Regions from separate parts of the Homo sapiens genome. Here region 2 is linked to region 1. The links are chromatin loops, found by intact Hi-C in ENCODE. Cell type or tissue: mammary epithelial cell. All regions are shown on one strand.

Region 1 (8,000 bases):
CATTACCATCACCTGGGGGCTTATTTATACAAATTGTGGAGCTCCGTGTAGATCTACTGAACTAGAAACTGAACTAGAAATCTGGTATAACAAGCTTGTTAAGTGATTAAATTTGAGGCTTAATCTTCAATCTCAATCTTATCTCTCCAAGGTTCTTCATGTATAGCTGATAATTAGAGGCTGTTAAGCCTCTGGCAGTCATCTGCCTCCACGGAAATGATGACTGGAAAAGTGAAATTAGCAGAAATAAGTAAGAGAACAGAGAGCCAATGATGTTGATTTGTTAACAGGTTTATTTTCTATGTCTTTTTGCTCAGTTTACACTAATATGACTAGATTGATTGAAACAGAAAACATATTTCCTTGTGAAAAAGTTTTACATGACAGATGTATTCATAAGAATTTGTGCCCCCCAGATTGAATACCATTAAATAGAAGTTTTATGAGTTTTGTTTAACTCTCATATTGGTGGCTTTGAGATAAAAAGTTAGTGGGTTCAGGCTTTTTGTTTATTCCTTTTGTTTTGGTGGCAGTGCAGAAGATAATAGGAAAAGAGGCTTCTATGCATGAAACAGCACAACAATTTTCAAGCAGGTCATCTATTGGCTGAAAGCTCAGAGCTGTGCTCAGATTTAATTCTAAATGTGATCTGAATTGGGTAATACAAAAGTCTAAAAAAGATGAAAAGTTCAATTAAAAGAATGGTGGAAAACAAGTAAGTACTCAGCTGGAGACTGGCTCTCCTGAGTTCTCAATAGACTGTCGTTTTCGTTTGGTTTAGGCGGTTCCTCATTGCCAGAGAATGTTTTCTTCCTTGAGAAGGTTTAGCGTCTCTGATCCCAACTCATGAGATGCTGGTTACATTTCCTCAGTTGAAGTGATGACCAGAAACTCCCCATGTATTTCAAATGCTCTGAGAGTCAGCCACTAGTTGACAGTCATTCTTAGAGGACAGCACTTTACTTTCCCATGGAATGGGATACATAATACCTTCCTCGTTAGAGTGTCATGAAGGTTTATGAGTTATATGCAGAGTGCTGAGAACAGGGACTAGTGCACAGTAAATGCTCATTAATTATGAACTGTTATCATTATTTCAACTCCATTGGTCCTTTAATTTATTAGGCACTCACTTTATAATAATTTAGATAATTATTATTAACTATTATTTTTGGGCTATTAGCTCAAGGCCAATCACCCCAAAAGGGACTGATGTGGATACTGGTAGGAATATAGAAAAATAACAGTTAAGTCTCATGGTGCAAGAAGGTCTGAAAAAGGATATTCATTTAGCAAAATGTTAGGGTGAGAAAAACTTTGCTGGATAAACCCTCCATCAGTCTATTGAGAAAGCTGTGTCCCTTCAAATCTTTCTTCAACCCTTAACTGATGTTGACAGTTTGCAAAGATGTAGAGGGGCGCAGGTAGGTCCTTATATCCCAAAGTTTGCTCCAGATTTAGTTGTGAAAACCAGGTTCAACACAGGAAGGGCTTTGCAGCTTCCAATCTCATACTAACAACACTAACTGTAAATTTTTTTTTAGGTAGAATATCCATTTATCTTCTTGTAATCAGCGTTTTTAAAAAGCATGTCAGCTTTTCCTAAGAATATATTTTATTCAAACAAGTATATTCATGAGAAGTATACCTTCTCATGAACTATTTTTTTGCAATACAGTTTTTTCCTTAGCCACACATCTTTTTGGGTTAAATTTATGTAAATAAACACATTACAAAAACATTACAGGATACATTGCCTAGAATTTATTGTAATTGGCTTTGATGTTAATAAGGATTAAAAATAATATGGCAAGTCTGATCAATGAGAGTACTGTGCACCTGAAGCATATATGTGTCAGTACCATTGTTCTGGAAATTATGAAGAGGAACCAATCAAATGTACTTTAAGTATAGCTATCTGGAATGCTTGGGACCAGGTGTGTTTTAAAAATTCAGGTTTCAGATTGTAGAAAGGTAATATGCAGCATATACCACATAGATTGTGATATCTCCACTGGGATCAGATGCAGCATCCGGTGATCAAATAATATTAACATTTCTGCAGTGAAACATGAGTATTCACACTAAGAATAAGATGAGGACCATTAAAGGCCTTACACCAGTCAGGTGCAGTTTGGCTGCCCTGGGAGTTTAGGACTGTCTGAATACTGCCAAGTGAGTTTTATCATAATCAAGTGAATTATGATAAAACTTGATTTCGAGCTTTTTGGATTTTGCAGTTGCAGGCGTTGTAGGAATAGCACTGTCCTGTTGGGCGGCTGTCAGTTTTGCGCACCTCAGCTTACAGTGTCAACATACTTGGAACGTGACAGTTTGTATTTTCATTTTTTTTTATTATTATTATACTTTAAGTTCTAGGGTACATGTGCACAATGTGCAGGTTTGTTACATATGTATACATGTGCCATGTTGGTGTGCTGCACCCATTAACTCGTTATTTACATTAGGTATATCTCCTAATGCTATCCCTGACAGTTTGTATTTTCATAGTTCCTTTATCTCTTAGGATTTCTCCTGGCCTGGATCCAAAACACTGCATGGGAGAGGCCGCCTTGTGCCTCTAATCCAACAGCTGTGCTTAGCTAACAGCTCATGACAGTGTAGAGGGGCACAGGCAAGGCTGTAACTCCCTGAACCAGGTGATATGCAGCAGTTCAGGTTTTCTTCCTTCTGATCAAGTACCCCTTTGATGGAGTAAGTTCAAGAGATCTATAGTACAACACAGTGACTGTAGTTAATAACAATGTATTGTATTGAAAATAAAAGAGTAGATTTTAAGTGTTCTCAGTGTTGTAGAACCCCTAAATGTAGGTCCACGTGTTGGATGGGCAGTAAGCCAAATACTGACACATCAGTGCTTAGCAGCAGAGAAAGGTGTATTCATTTTTCCAAAAATGACATTGTGGGAGAGGCAATCGGTCAAATCCTACCTGCCTTTGAACGTAACTGGGGGTTTTTGTGAGTAAGGCAGCTGTGCAGGAGAATGAAATCCCCCAATGATCAAAGTTGTTTGTGTCCCGCAGCTCAATCAGACTTCTGGATGCCATCAAGGAGGTCTGCATGACCTAAGGATCATTGTTCTTTGAAAGGAAAACAAGTTCATTAATCTTACTGGCTGCCAGGGTTAGGATGCAAAGTTAATCAATTATTAGTGACTACCGTCTACCGAATGACTACGTGCAAGCAGTCATGCATGGAGGAAGAAAAGGACAAAGAGAAAGGAAAATAAGTAAAAAACAAACGTTTAATGATTTTGATAATATAGGCTCAGTTACATCACCACAAACATGATAAGTATGTCAGGTCATGCATGTCATAATTAGCTCAATTTCCACTTTGCCTACATATTTCAAAACATCATGTTGTACATGATAAATATGTACAATTTTTGTCAGTTAAAATAAATACATTAATTTGTTTTTAAAGAACTCCTTTGAAAACAGTATACCTAGTCCATATACCCTTTCGGCCTTTTCTTCTCCTACAAGGCTCAATGTATGCCCATGATTTATGTTTTCCCATCCATAGGTATTTATTTAACCTGGTTCCAGGAAAAAAAAATGCCTCTGTCGACGAAGCAAGTCAAACTCTGTAAAATATTTTAAGAGATTTATTCTGAGCCAAGTATGAGTGACCATGGCCTGTGACATAGCCCTCAGGAGGTCCTGAGAACATATGCCCAAGGTGGTCGGGGTACAGCTTGGTTTTATATATTTTAGGGAGGCATGAGACATCAATTAAATACATTTAAGAAATACATTGGGCCGGGTGCGGTGGCTCACGCCTGTAATCCCAACACTTTGGGAGGCCAAGGTGGGTGGATCATGAAGTCAAGAGATTGAGACCATCCTGGCCAACATGGTGAAACCCCATCTCTACTAAAAAAAATACAAAAATTAGCTGGGCATGGTGATGCATGCCTGTAGTCCCAGCTACTTGGGAGGCTGAGGCAGGAGAATCACTTGAACCCAGGAGGCGGAGGTTGCAGTGAGCCGAGATCGCGCCACTGCACTCCAGCCTGCGACAGATCAAGACTCTGTCTCAAAAAAAAGAAAAAAGAAAGAAATACATTGGTTTGGTTCAGAAAGGTGGGACAGCTCACAGCGGGGGCTTCCAGGCTATAGGTAAATTTAAACATTTTCTGGTTGACAATTGGTTGAGTTTGTCTGAAGGCGTGGGATCAATGGAAAGAAAATGTTCAGGTTAAGATAAAGGATTGTGGAGACCAAGTTTTATTGTGCAGAGGAAGCTCTCAGATAGCTGACTTCAGAGAGAGCAGGTTGTAAAATGTTTCTTATTGCACTTAGAAGGGTGCCTGGCTCTTAGCTGATTATCTCCTGGATCTGGAAAGGAAGGAAGGAAAACAAAGCGGGGAAAGGGGATTCTCTACAGAATGTGGATTTTTCCCACAAGAGACTTTGCAGGGCAATTTCAAGGTATGGCAAGGAAATATATTTTGGTTTTCTTTCTTTGCCAGTATCAGATTGGAAAGTAACTCTTGATATACAGGGTTAAATAAAACGCATCCGATGAGAATTTATGGTTTGTAGGGCATGAACTCCCCAGACCCCTTAGATAGGAATTTGGGCAAGATAAAAAAAAATCAGATCTTAGTCCTCACCTCTGCCTTAATTATCAGGAATGTTGAGTGAATTGTTTTGCTTCTCTGAGGCTCATTCAAAAGGGGAAGGTAATAAATTAGCCCCACCATTTGTCTCTGCCATGCCTTTGTTGGAACTATGGAAAAAACAAAACAAAACAAAAATCAGGTCTCCTTCTTGAAGCCATCATACTGCCATCTGCTGGGAAATGGTAATAACAAGTATAAACATTTATAGCTACTACAATTTAAATAGCACCTCCTGGAGTTGTTTGCATACAACCTGCAGACTTCTGCATTGAAGCCCTGGTGATAATGCCATGCCTCCTCTGTAGAATTGTGAGGACCAAATGGGATGGTAAATATGAAACTGTGTATAAGTCATAACATTTTATAAATTATTATTGTCCTGGAAACTGCCATCAGGTTTCGAGATGCCAAGAAGGTCCCCACTATCCCTGTGTATAAACGGTCAATACATAAATTATAAAAAGTATGGGAAAGGCAAGTGGTGGTAAGCCTGTATCTAAATTAGGGAGAGCTTTTTCTCAGAATAAATTAGAGTGAATATTTTACTGAATTGTATGCCTTCCTAGGTTATGGAATAAAATACAGGAATATTTTAAACTTAGCTAATCATGCTAAGTTTCACATAATACAGAAACATATACACAAAAAATACAGTAAGAAAACATTTTGATTCACCTCAGTCTCTATAAACTTGACAATAGTCCTTGATAGTGAATAGTTCAATGAGTGTCATCCTTTATTCATGAGAGAAGTTTTTCAGAGTATTATCGGATAAATTATTTTGGTTTTTTGGTGCCCTCAAGACCTCATTATTTCAAATAGGTTGTAATTGACATTTTCCAGTGGCAGTCAAATACCTTAATTAGTTTTATTAGAATGAAAATAAGTAGATTCTGTCTGGAAATACTAACTAAATTACTTAATCAATTTAAAGGTGTCCTGTATGCTTGTGCTGAAATTTCTGTCTTTGATAAATAGCCTCTAACTTTACATCTGCATAGAGTCAAACTAAGCAGGGGAAAACTCTTTGGATTTTTTTTTTCAGTATTATGCTGGGTATATAATTTCACATGTAGTATGAGAAAACAGTAATGTTTCTGTAAAACTAAAATTAATATATTCTGTTGCATCCTCATGGATGTGGAAGAAATATATTCATATTATGTTTTGATCCACTCTATTAAAGGCAATTTTAGTTTTTTCTATAATGATTGATGTTAAGTGGTGATGGTAATTTGCTATATGTCCCATAAGAGTTCAAAGCAATTTTTATATATTTGCTTAATTGGTTGCTGCTTATAACAACTGTATGGGGTAGAGAGTATTATTATCTTCATATTATAGATAGGGAAACTGAGGCATGACTGTGTTATGTCATTAGTTCAAGGTCAAAAATCTAGTAAGTGGAGTTGCTACACAGAGACAGTCGAACAAGTGAAATATTATCTCTGCTTAAACACTCACAGAATATTTATAGGATGACATTAATGAAAACAAGATTGGTTAGTTCTTGGGTTCTGAAACTTAAAGTGACAAGTATAATTATTTCCTAGTACAAAGCTGACAAATGGCTAAACTATTACAGATTTTATAGTTAGAGATTACAAACTAGCTGGGCGCAGTGGCTCATACCTGTAATCCCAGCACTTCGGAAGGCTGAGGCAGGAGGATAGCTTGAGGCCAGGGGTTTGAGACCAGCCTGGGCCACATGGCAAAACCCCATCTCTACCAAAAATACCCAGAAAAAATTAGCTGGGCACGGTGGTGCGTGCCTATAGTCCCAGCTACTAGGGTCGCTGAGGTGGGAGGATTGCTTGAGTCTGGGAGGAGGTCAAGGCTGCAGTGAGCCATGACCATGCCACTGCACTCCAGCCTAGGTGAAAGAGCGTGACCCTATCAATAAATAAATAAAATAAAAATAAATGGAATCATACAATGTGTGGTCTTTTGTGACTGGCTTCTTTCACTTAGCATAACATTTTAAAGGTTCGTCCATGCTGTAATATATCAGCACTTCATTTTCATTTCTTTCTGTTGTCAAATAATACTCCATGGTATGCAGATACCACATTTCATGTAACCATTCATCAGTTGATGGACACTTTAGTTGTTTGTTTTTTTAGCTATTATCAATAAAGCTGCTATGAACATTTGTGTACAAGTTTTCGTGTGCACGTATGTTTTAATTCCCGGGGGAGTTAATACTAGAGGTGGAAATGCTGGGTCATATGGTAATTCTATGTTTTACCTTCTGAGGAACTGCTAGTTTTGAAAACAAATCGAGTGTACCATTTTTTTATCCCCACCAGCAGTGTATGAGTGTTCCGATTTCTCCACATTCTCACTAACACTTGTTATTATGTGCCTTTTCAATCATAGCCATCCTGGTGGATGTGAAGTGGTATTTCATTATCATCTTGACTTGTATTTCCTTGATGGCTATGATGTTGAGCATCTTTTCATGTGCTTATCTGCTCTTTTATATCTTCTGTGGAAAAATGTGTATTCAGATTATTTTTTGACTGGGTTGTCTTTTTATTTCTGAGTTGAAAGTGTTCTTTACTGATTTGGATACAAATCCCTCATCATAAAAGTGATTTATGATTTGCAAATATTTTCTCCCATTCTGTGGGTTGTCTTTTCACTTTCTTGATGGTGTCCTTTGATGTACAAAGGAGTTTTTTTTTTTTTAAAAGAGATGGGTCTCACTATGTTGCCCAGGCTGGAGTGCAGTGGCTATTCATAGGCACAATCATAGCACACTGCAGCCTCAAACCCCTGGACTCTCCTGGCCTCAAGCAATCCTCCCACCTTAGCCTTCTGAGTAGCTGGGACTACAGGCGCATGCCACTATGCCCAGCTAAAAAAACTTTTTAATCTTGATGTGTCTAGTGTATTTTTTTCTTTTGTTGTTTGTGCTTTTGGTGTCATACAAAACTGTTGTCTAATCTAAGGTCATGAACATTCATGGCTAGGTTTTCCTCTAAGAGTTTTATAGTTTATCTCTTACATTTAGGTCTTTGATCCATTTTGACTTAATTTTTGAATATGATATGAGGAAGAGATCAACATTACTATTTTACACGTGGGCATCCAGTTGTCCCAGCACCATTTGTTGAAAAGACTATTCTATTCTTTCTTTCCCCTATTGAATTATCTTTGTACCCTTGTCCAAAATCAACTGGTCATAGATGTATATATGGGCTTATTTCTAGACTTTCAATTCTATTCCATTAATTTATATGTCTGTTTTTATGCCAATACTATAGTATCTTGATTATAGTTTTTTTGTAGCAATTTTTGAAATAGGAAAGTTTGCTAGTTCTTTTTCAAGAAGTTTCTTCAGGAC
Region 2 (8,000 bases), 250 kb before region 1:
GCCTACTGAGTAGCTGGGATTACAGGTGTGCACCACCACACCCAGCTAATTTTTGTGTTTTTAGTAGAGACGGGGTTTCACCATGTTGGCCAGGCTGGTCTCAAATTCCTGACCTCAGGCAATCTGCCCACCTTGGCCTCCCAAAGTGTTGGGATTACAGGCGTGAGCCACCATGCCTGGCCAAAACCTTGTCTTTTTATTGTGCCTTGTTTCAGTAATAAATATGTTGTAAGACACTTTTCACTATACAACTACTTATACACACAATATACAAAAATCAACAAAATGCTTCAGTCGAAGCACACAGGAGTGGTAAAAGTAAAATAATTTATATTAAAAATAATATATACAGTCGGCACACCATGTGGATTCAATCAACTGTGGATGAAAAATATTTGAAAAAACAATAGAACAATAAAAATGATACAAATAAACAATACAGCATAACAACTATTTACATAGCATTTTCATTGAATTAGGTGTTATCAGTAATCTAGAGATGATTTAAAGCAGGAGTGTCCAATCTTTCGGCTTCCCTGGGCCCCATTGGAAGAAAAATAATTGTCTTGGGTCACACATAAAATATACTAACACTAACGATAGCTGATAAGCTAAATATACATATATATAGCAAAAAATTCATAATGTTTTAAGACAGTTTACGAATTTGTGTTGGGCCACATTCAAAGCTGTCTTGGGCCGCGGGTTGAACAAGCTTGATTTTTTTTTATTTTTTACTTTGTATTTATTTATTTTTTTGAGACGGAGTCTCGCTCTGTCGCCCAGGCTGGAGTGCAGTGGCGCCATCTCGGCTCACTGCAAGCTCCTCCTCCCGGGTTCACGCCATTCTCCTCCCTCAGCCTCCCCAGTAGCTGGGACTACAGGCGCCTGCCACCACGCTCAGCTAATTTTTTTTTGTATTTTTAGTAGAGACGGAGTTTCACCGTGGTCTCGATCTCCTGACCTTGTGATACGACCGCCTCGGCCTCCCAAAGTGCTGGGATTACAGGCGTGAGCCACCGTGCCCGGCCGGAGAAGCTTGATTTAAAGGACAGAGGAAGATGTGTGTAAGTCATATACAAATACTGTACCATTTTATATAAGGAACTTGAGCATTTACAAGTTTTTGGTATCCTTAGGGGCCCTGGAACACCCTGTTTGATGCTGAGAGATGACTGTAGTTAACAGTCGCATTACTTGGATATGATAACATCAGAAGGCATAATGAATAGTGAGATGCTTGGGCCTCTATGTTGAGGACGAAGCTCTGATTTTTTTTTTTTCCCCAAATTCTTATGTAAGGAGTCTGGGGAGTCATGCCCCACAAATCATCAGTTCTCATCAGATGGGTTTTATTTAATCCTGTATATTGAGACTTACTTTCCAATCTGACTCTGGCCATGGCAAGGAAGAAAATAAAAATATTTTACCTCAAAACATGTTTCTCTGTCATATCTTGAAATGGCCCTGCAGAGCCATCTCTTGTGGGAAAAATCCACATTCCGTAGAGAATCCCCTTTTCCCCTTTTTTGTCCTTCCTTCCTTTCCAGATCCAGGAGATAATCAACTAAGAGCCAAGCACCCTTTTAGTTCCGATAAGAAACATTTTGCAACCTGCTCTCTCTGAAGTCTGCTATCTGAGATCTTCCTCTGCACAATAAAACTTGGTACCCACAATCCTTTATCTTAACCTGAACATTTCCTTTCTATTGATCCCAGGCCTTCAGATAAACTCAACCAATTGTCAACCAGAAAATGTTTAAATTTACCTATGAAGCCCCCCCGCGCTTTTTGTCCTGCCTTTTGGAACCAAACCAATGTTATTTCTTAAATGTATTTGATTGATGTCTCATGTCTCCCTAAAATGTATAAACCCAAGCTGTGCCCCAACCACCTTGGGCACATGTTCTCAGGACCTCCTGAAGGCTGCGTCACCGGCCATAGTCACTCGTATTTGGCTCAGAATAAATCTCTTAAAATGTTTTACCGGCCAGGCATGGTGGCTCACGCCTGTAATCCCAGCACTTTGGGAGGCTGAGGCGGGTGGATCACGAGGTCAGGAGATCGCGACCATCCTGGCTAACATGGTAAAACCCTGTCTCTACTAAAAATACAAAAAATTAGCCGGGTGCGGTGGTGGGCGCCTGTAGTCCCAGCTACTCGGGAGGCTGAGTCAGGAGAATGGCGTGAACCCGGGAGGCGGAGTTTGCAGTGAGCCGAGATCGTGCCACTGCACTCCAGCCTGGGCGACAGAGCAAGACTCCTCTCAAAAAAAAAAAATGTTTTACAGAGTTTGACTCTTTTAGTCAACACCGTTAAATACTGAAAAAGGGATGGATATAGAAACAGTTATGGTGTATCACTGACTAAAATACCAAAATTAGGCTTTCCTTCAGAGACATGATTTTCCAAAATGGTGAGTAAATAAAATCCTGAGCCAAGAAAAGTACAGTATTTCCTAGATTTGCAAATCTACAGTGATTGAATTCCTGGAAAATTCAGTGTCTAGTAAAACTATGCAAAAATATTTTGTTAACATGTAAAAGTTAGGCCGGGCGCGGTGGCTCATGCCTGTAATCCCAGCACTTTGGGAGGCCGAGGCGGGTGGATCATGAGGTCAGGAGTTCAAGACCAGCCTGGCCAAGATGGTGAAACCCCGTCTCTACTAAAAATATAAAAATTAGCCGGACATGGTGGCGGGTGCCTGTAGTCCCAGCTCCTCGGGAAGCTGAGGCAGAGAATTGCTTGAACCCGGGAGGTGGAGGTTGCAGTGAGCCGAGATCGCGCCATTACACTCCTGCCTGGGCAACAGAGCAAGACTCCGTCTCAAAAAAAAAAAAAAAAAAAAAAAAAAAGAAGTAAAAGTTAGGTTTAAGCTCAGATAATTATAAACAGGTTTTTAACCTTCATAAATGGGTGGAGGGACACTAAAAGTTTATCTGGGCTGGGGAACAATTTTGCTTTTGGAGGCTGTTCTACACATTGTTTACTGTCGCTGGCCTCAGCCGGGCCCATGCAAACATGCAAATCCCGCCAGCCCTCTAAATCGTTGGTACAGACTTCAAAAAATTTCCAAATTGCCCTCTAGAGGGCAGTACTAGCACTGTAGAGAGTCACTGAACCAAAAAGCTCTGCTGTGGACTAAACCTGCCTTGCTTCTTGGGGCGGGGTAGGGCAGCATTATTCTGTGGTCTGGGCTGCCTGGGGTTGGGGATAAGTGGTAGGGGCAAAGACATTATTTTCCTCTCACCAGCCCCTTCGGGAAGGCTGGAATGCTGGAGATTTTACAAACACGAATCGCTGACACCTTTTTTGTGTATTTTAAATCTTCTAATCAATTTGGGATAGAAAACTGGAGTCAAAAACTCTTCCCTACAAAAATAATGCAATATTTCTATCTATCTATCATCTATCTATCTATCTATCTATCTATCATCTATCTATCTATCATCTATCATCTATCTATGTCTATATATATCAGTATGTGTGTATATATATGTATATACATGGCTGTATATTTTATGTATTCCTACACAATTATGATGTCATGGTTTGTACTGTAGAAAAAGTGGGGGCAATCTAAATGTCCATGAACAGGAGAGTAGATTTTTTATTTATTATTTATTATTATTTTTGAGACAGAAAAATATGTCACCTAGGCTGGAGTGCAGTTGCGTGATCTCGGCTCGCTGCAACCTCTGCCTCCCAAGTTCAAGCAATTCTCTTGCCTCAGCCTCCCAAGTAGCTGGGATTACACACTGGGCTAATTTTTGTATTTTTTGTAGAGACAAGGTTTCACCATGTTGCCCAGACTGGTCTCAAGCTCCTGGCCTCAAGTGATCTGCCTGCCTTGGCCTCCCAAAATACTGAGATTACAGGTGTGAGCCACTGCTTCCGGTTAATCTTCAACTATATATATATATATATATATATATATATATATATATATATATATATATATATACACATACATATATATATATATACATATACATATATTTATTTATTGAGATGGAGTCTTGCTCTTGTCGCCCAGGCTGGAGTGCAGTGGTGCCGTCTTGGCTCACTGCAACCTCCTCCTCCCAGGTTCAAGCGATTCTCTTGCCTCAGCCTCCTGTGTAGCTGGGATTACAGGCGCCTGCCACCACATCTGGCTAATTTTTGTATTTTTAGTAGAGACAGGGTTTCAGCATGTTGGCCAGGCTGGTCTTGAATTCCTGATCTCAGGTGATCCACCCGCCTCAGCCTCCCAAAGTGCTGGGATTACAAGTGTGAGCCACGGAGCCTGGCCAATAATATATATTTTAAAAATAACTATATTTTCCAAAAATAAAACATATGAGTAGAATGCCCTTGTTTTACATTTTTGCAAATCTCGTTAATATCTGACCTACTAGAAGACAGATTATCTAATCAGTTCTGTATTCAATATGTTGTGATATTATGTAGGTTCTAGAAAATTCCACTTTACACTCATGAGAGAATGGAAGTTAAAAAGCTAAATATAATAATTATTATAAAACTAATTTGACCTTGGAGGCCTCTTGAAAGCATAGGGCCCTCCCCACCAAGGACCACGGGGCACCACTTTGAGAGTCTTTGCTCTCAAATCAATTAGGACCCAGACTCTATGAAGTTAAATGTTAAACAGATTGATAGTTTTTTGTGTGTGTGTGAGACAGAGTCTCACTCTGTTGCCCAGACTGGAGTGCAGTGGTGTGATCTCGGCTCACTGCAACCTCCACCCACCGGGTTCAAGTGATTCTCCTGCCTCAGCCTCCCGAATAGCTGGGATTACAGGTGCCTGCCACCATGCCTGGCTAATTTTTGTACTTTTAGTAGAGGTGGGATTTCAACATGTTGGTCAGGCTGGTCTCAAATTCCTGACGTCAGGTGATCCACCCACCTCTGCCTCCCAAAGTGCTGGGATTACAGGCAGCAGCCACCTCGCCCAGCCGATAGTTTGTAATGATATTTTTTAAAGATGTAAATGATTTCTGTCCAATTGGAACTCCAAAGGTAACAGTTTTCTCCTTTCCTTTCCTTCCTTCTTCTTTTCTCTTTTTCTTTCTTTCTTTCTTCCTTTCTTTTTTTTTTTTTTTGGCAGGGTCTCACTCTGTCAAACAGGCAGGAGTGTAGTGGTGAGATTTCTGGTCACTGCAACCTCCATCCACCTCCTGGGTTCAAGCAGTTCTCCCACCTCAGCCTCCTGAGTGAGTAGCTGGGACTACAGGCACTCACCACCATGCTTGGCTAATTTTTGTTATTTTTTGTAGAGATGTGGTTTTACCATGTTGCCAAGGCAGGTCTTGAACTCCTGGGCTGCAGCATCTGCCCTCCTTGGCCCCACAAAATGCTAGGATTACAGGCGTGAGCCACTGCACCCAGTTTTCATTTTCATTTTAAGCTAAATTTAACCAGTCTTATATCTGATTTAGCAAACATGCTGGTGTTCTGTTTTTCCCCCAGTGGTGATACATATGTGGTTCCTCAAATTCTCCTTAGAACCAATTTTTCCATCCAGCTGGTCCCCCTCATTGATGAGTTAAATAAACCTTTAAGCTACATTCACGTTTGACAGTTTATCTGATATTTATGTAAGACTCATGTTTTGAAGTATTTGAATGCTGTATTTTGTTTCTCAATTTTTTATCTTGAAAAAAAATTCAAGCCTTTAGAATAATTGAAAGAATACTGCAGTGAACACCTTTATGCCATTTTTCCTAGATTCAATCACTGAATTTTTGCCATGTTTACTTTAATTCCACGCCCCCACCTCCACCATCCGTTTATCTATTGTAAGGGTAGATTTCAAAAATGAGTTTCCCATTTGCCAAGAAGGAAGGAAATCTTTCCCTCCTCCCCTTCTTAGAGCATTTCTGTCAGAAAACCTTGTGGCTGTAAAGCCTTTTTCTAGCCTTTTAAAATAAAAATATTTCACTTTAGATGCTAAGTGCAAGGGCATTATCCTACATAGCCAAATAAACTGATCTCACACAGAGAATTTATAACTGTACAAGGTATTCTATTTTCTAATACATTGTCTGCATTCTAATTTCCTCATTAGTTCCAACAATTTGCTTTATAGCTTTTCTTTTTTTTATTTTTTGCTTCAAAATCCAATAAAAAATTGCACATTGGCTGGGTGCAGGGGCTTACACCTGTAATCCTAGCACTTTGGTAGGCCGAGGCAAGAGTATCCCTTGAGCCCAGGAGTTTGAGACCAGCTTGGGCAACATAGTGAGACTCTGTCTCTACCAAAAACACACACACACACACACACACACACACACAAAACAGGCGTGGTGGCGTGCACTTATGGTCCCAGCTACACAGGAGGCTAAGGCAGGAGGATGTCTTGAGCCCCAGGGTTAGCTGCAGTGAACTATGATAACACTATTGCACTCCAGTCTGGGCAACAGAGTGAGACCCTGTCTTAATAGAGCGCATTCATTTCTTAGGAATTTGAACCTTCCACTGGCTAGGTAACAGCTTATATTTTTAACCATTCTTCACTAAGAGTTAATGCTTCTTTTCTGTATATAAGAAAGAAATGGTAGGTAGTGTGATGTACTAGATGCAAATCTTTGTACTTGCAAATTACTCAATTTTACTAAGCTTCAGTAAATTGATTAGGATGCTTCTGGTTGCCGGTAACAGAAAATCCAAATTAAAAATGACCGAAACAATTACATTTGATATCTCACATAAAAGGCTGGGCACAGTGGCTCACACCTGTAATCCCAGCACTTGGGAGACCAAGGTGAGAGAATCACTTGAGCCCAGCAATTCAAGACTAGTCTGGGCAACATAGTGAAACCCTGTCTCTACAAACAAAAAAAGGAAGAAGACAAAGGAGAAAGAGTAGAAGGAGAAGGAGAAGAAGAAGGAGAGGGAAGAAGGAGGAAGAGAAGGAGGAGGAAGGAAGTGGCTCTTGCCTGTAATCCCAGAACTTTTGGGATGCTGAAGTGGGTGGATACCTTGAGCCCAGGAGTTTGAGACCAGCCTGGACAACATGGCAAAAAACCATTTCTACAAAAAATACAAAAATTAGCCAGGCATGGTGACATGTGCCTGTAGACCCAGCTACTTAGGAGGCTGAGGTGGGAGGATCACCTGAGCCTGGGTGGTGGAGGCTGCAATGAGTGAAGATTGTACCACTGCACTCTAGCCTGGGCCACAGAGCGAGACCCTGTCTGAGAAAAAAAAAAAAAAAGTCTTAGTTGTAGGCAGAGATTGCCAGAAACTAGATTTTTCCAGCCTGTGTTGCCTCAGCCATGTGACCCAGGTCTGGCAACGTTCTTGTCTTTCTTTTGACTTTGGAGCCAGTGACAGAAGAAATAGGGATAATAAACTTCCTCTCTGGCACCTGCTGGCTAGAGAGCGTGGTTCTCTAGGCTTCCAAACAATTCTCTGAGAAACCCAGTATCTGTTGAGTTAACTTTTTTTTTCATCTTAGATCAGCTGGAGTTGACTACTGTGGCTTGCACATGGAAGCTGGGAGAACAGAAACTCTCATGTGGAAGAGCCAAGATGTCCTTGGAGCCATTACCAGCCTCTTGCTGAGCATTCTTTCCTACTATATTCAGCCGGGAGTTTCTCCAATGGTCCTACCTCCTGTGTACTCTGTCCCTAGGCATCCCTCAAATGGAGATCATCCTGCCCCAGAAAAGTCTCTGAGAACGGAGTCAACGGTAGACAGCAGGAAAGAGTGAGTGGAGATGCCGGCTCCACTGTGCCAAGTGAAAATAACTTGGTGAGCACTGAGGGCACTCTAAGCACGGGCCAGTCAGTATCAAACACTGTTCTGATCCTAGCAACAGTATGAGGCAGAAACCTAAGTTACAGAACTTGATTTACAGACCAGGAAATGAAGGTTTATAAAGTTTGAAGAAGTAAGACTGGGATTTCAATACAGATTGTATGTTTCTGGAACCTATTGACTTTATTTGTGAGTTTTTGTTTGTTTGTTTGTTTGTTTTGCCCTTCTTTCTTTATTT

The links. Hi-C counts contacts between places; a loop is a spot of excess contacts. Peaks named below come from ENCODE experiments on the same cell type or tissue, not always from the same donor. Only the 100,000 strongest peaks of a DNase experiment are listed, where the experiment ranks them.
Region 2: a loop joins it to region 1, with 12 times the contacts of the local background. A loop is called at or near these places in 90 of 110 quality-filtered maps.

The regions. Positions count from the first base shown.
Region 1 is chr12:32,307,433-32,315,432 of GRCh38, forward strand. All of the region lies in intron 4 of BICD1 (BICD cargo adaptor 1), which reads left to right. Among named protein-coding and RNA genes, the nearest start is that of FGD4, 88 kb to the right of the region's middle. In mammary epithelial cell, a CTCF peak has its summit at 4,842 (motif pointing left); no DNase peak of the experiment used is centred here; H3K27ac peaks cover 229 bases.
Region 2 is chr12:32,057,678-32,065,677 of GRCh38, forward strand. No RefSeq gene overlaps it. Among named protein-coding and RNA genes, the nearest start is that of BICD1, 45 kb to the right of the region's middle. In mammary epithelial cell, a CTCF peak has its summit at 3,093 (motif pointing right); a DNase peak (open chromatin) is centred at 3,084.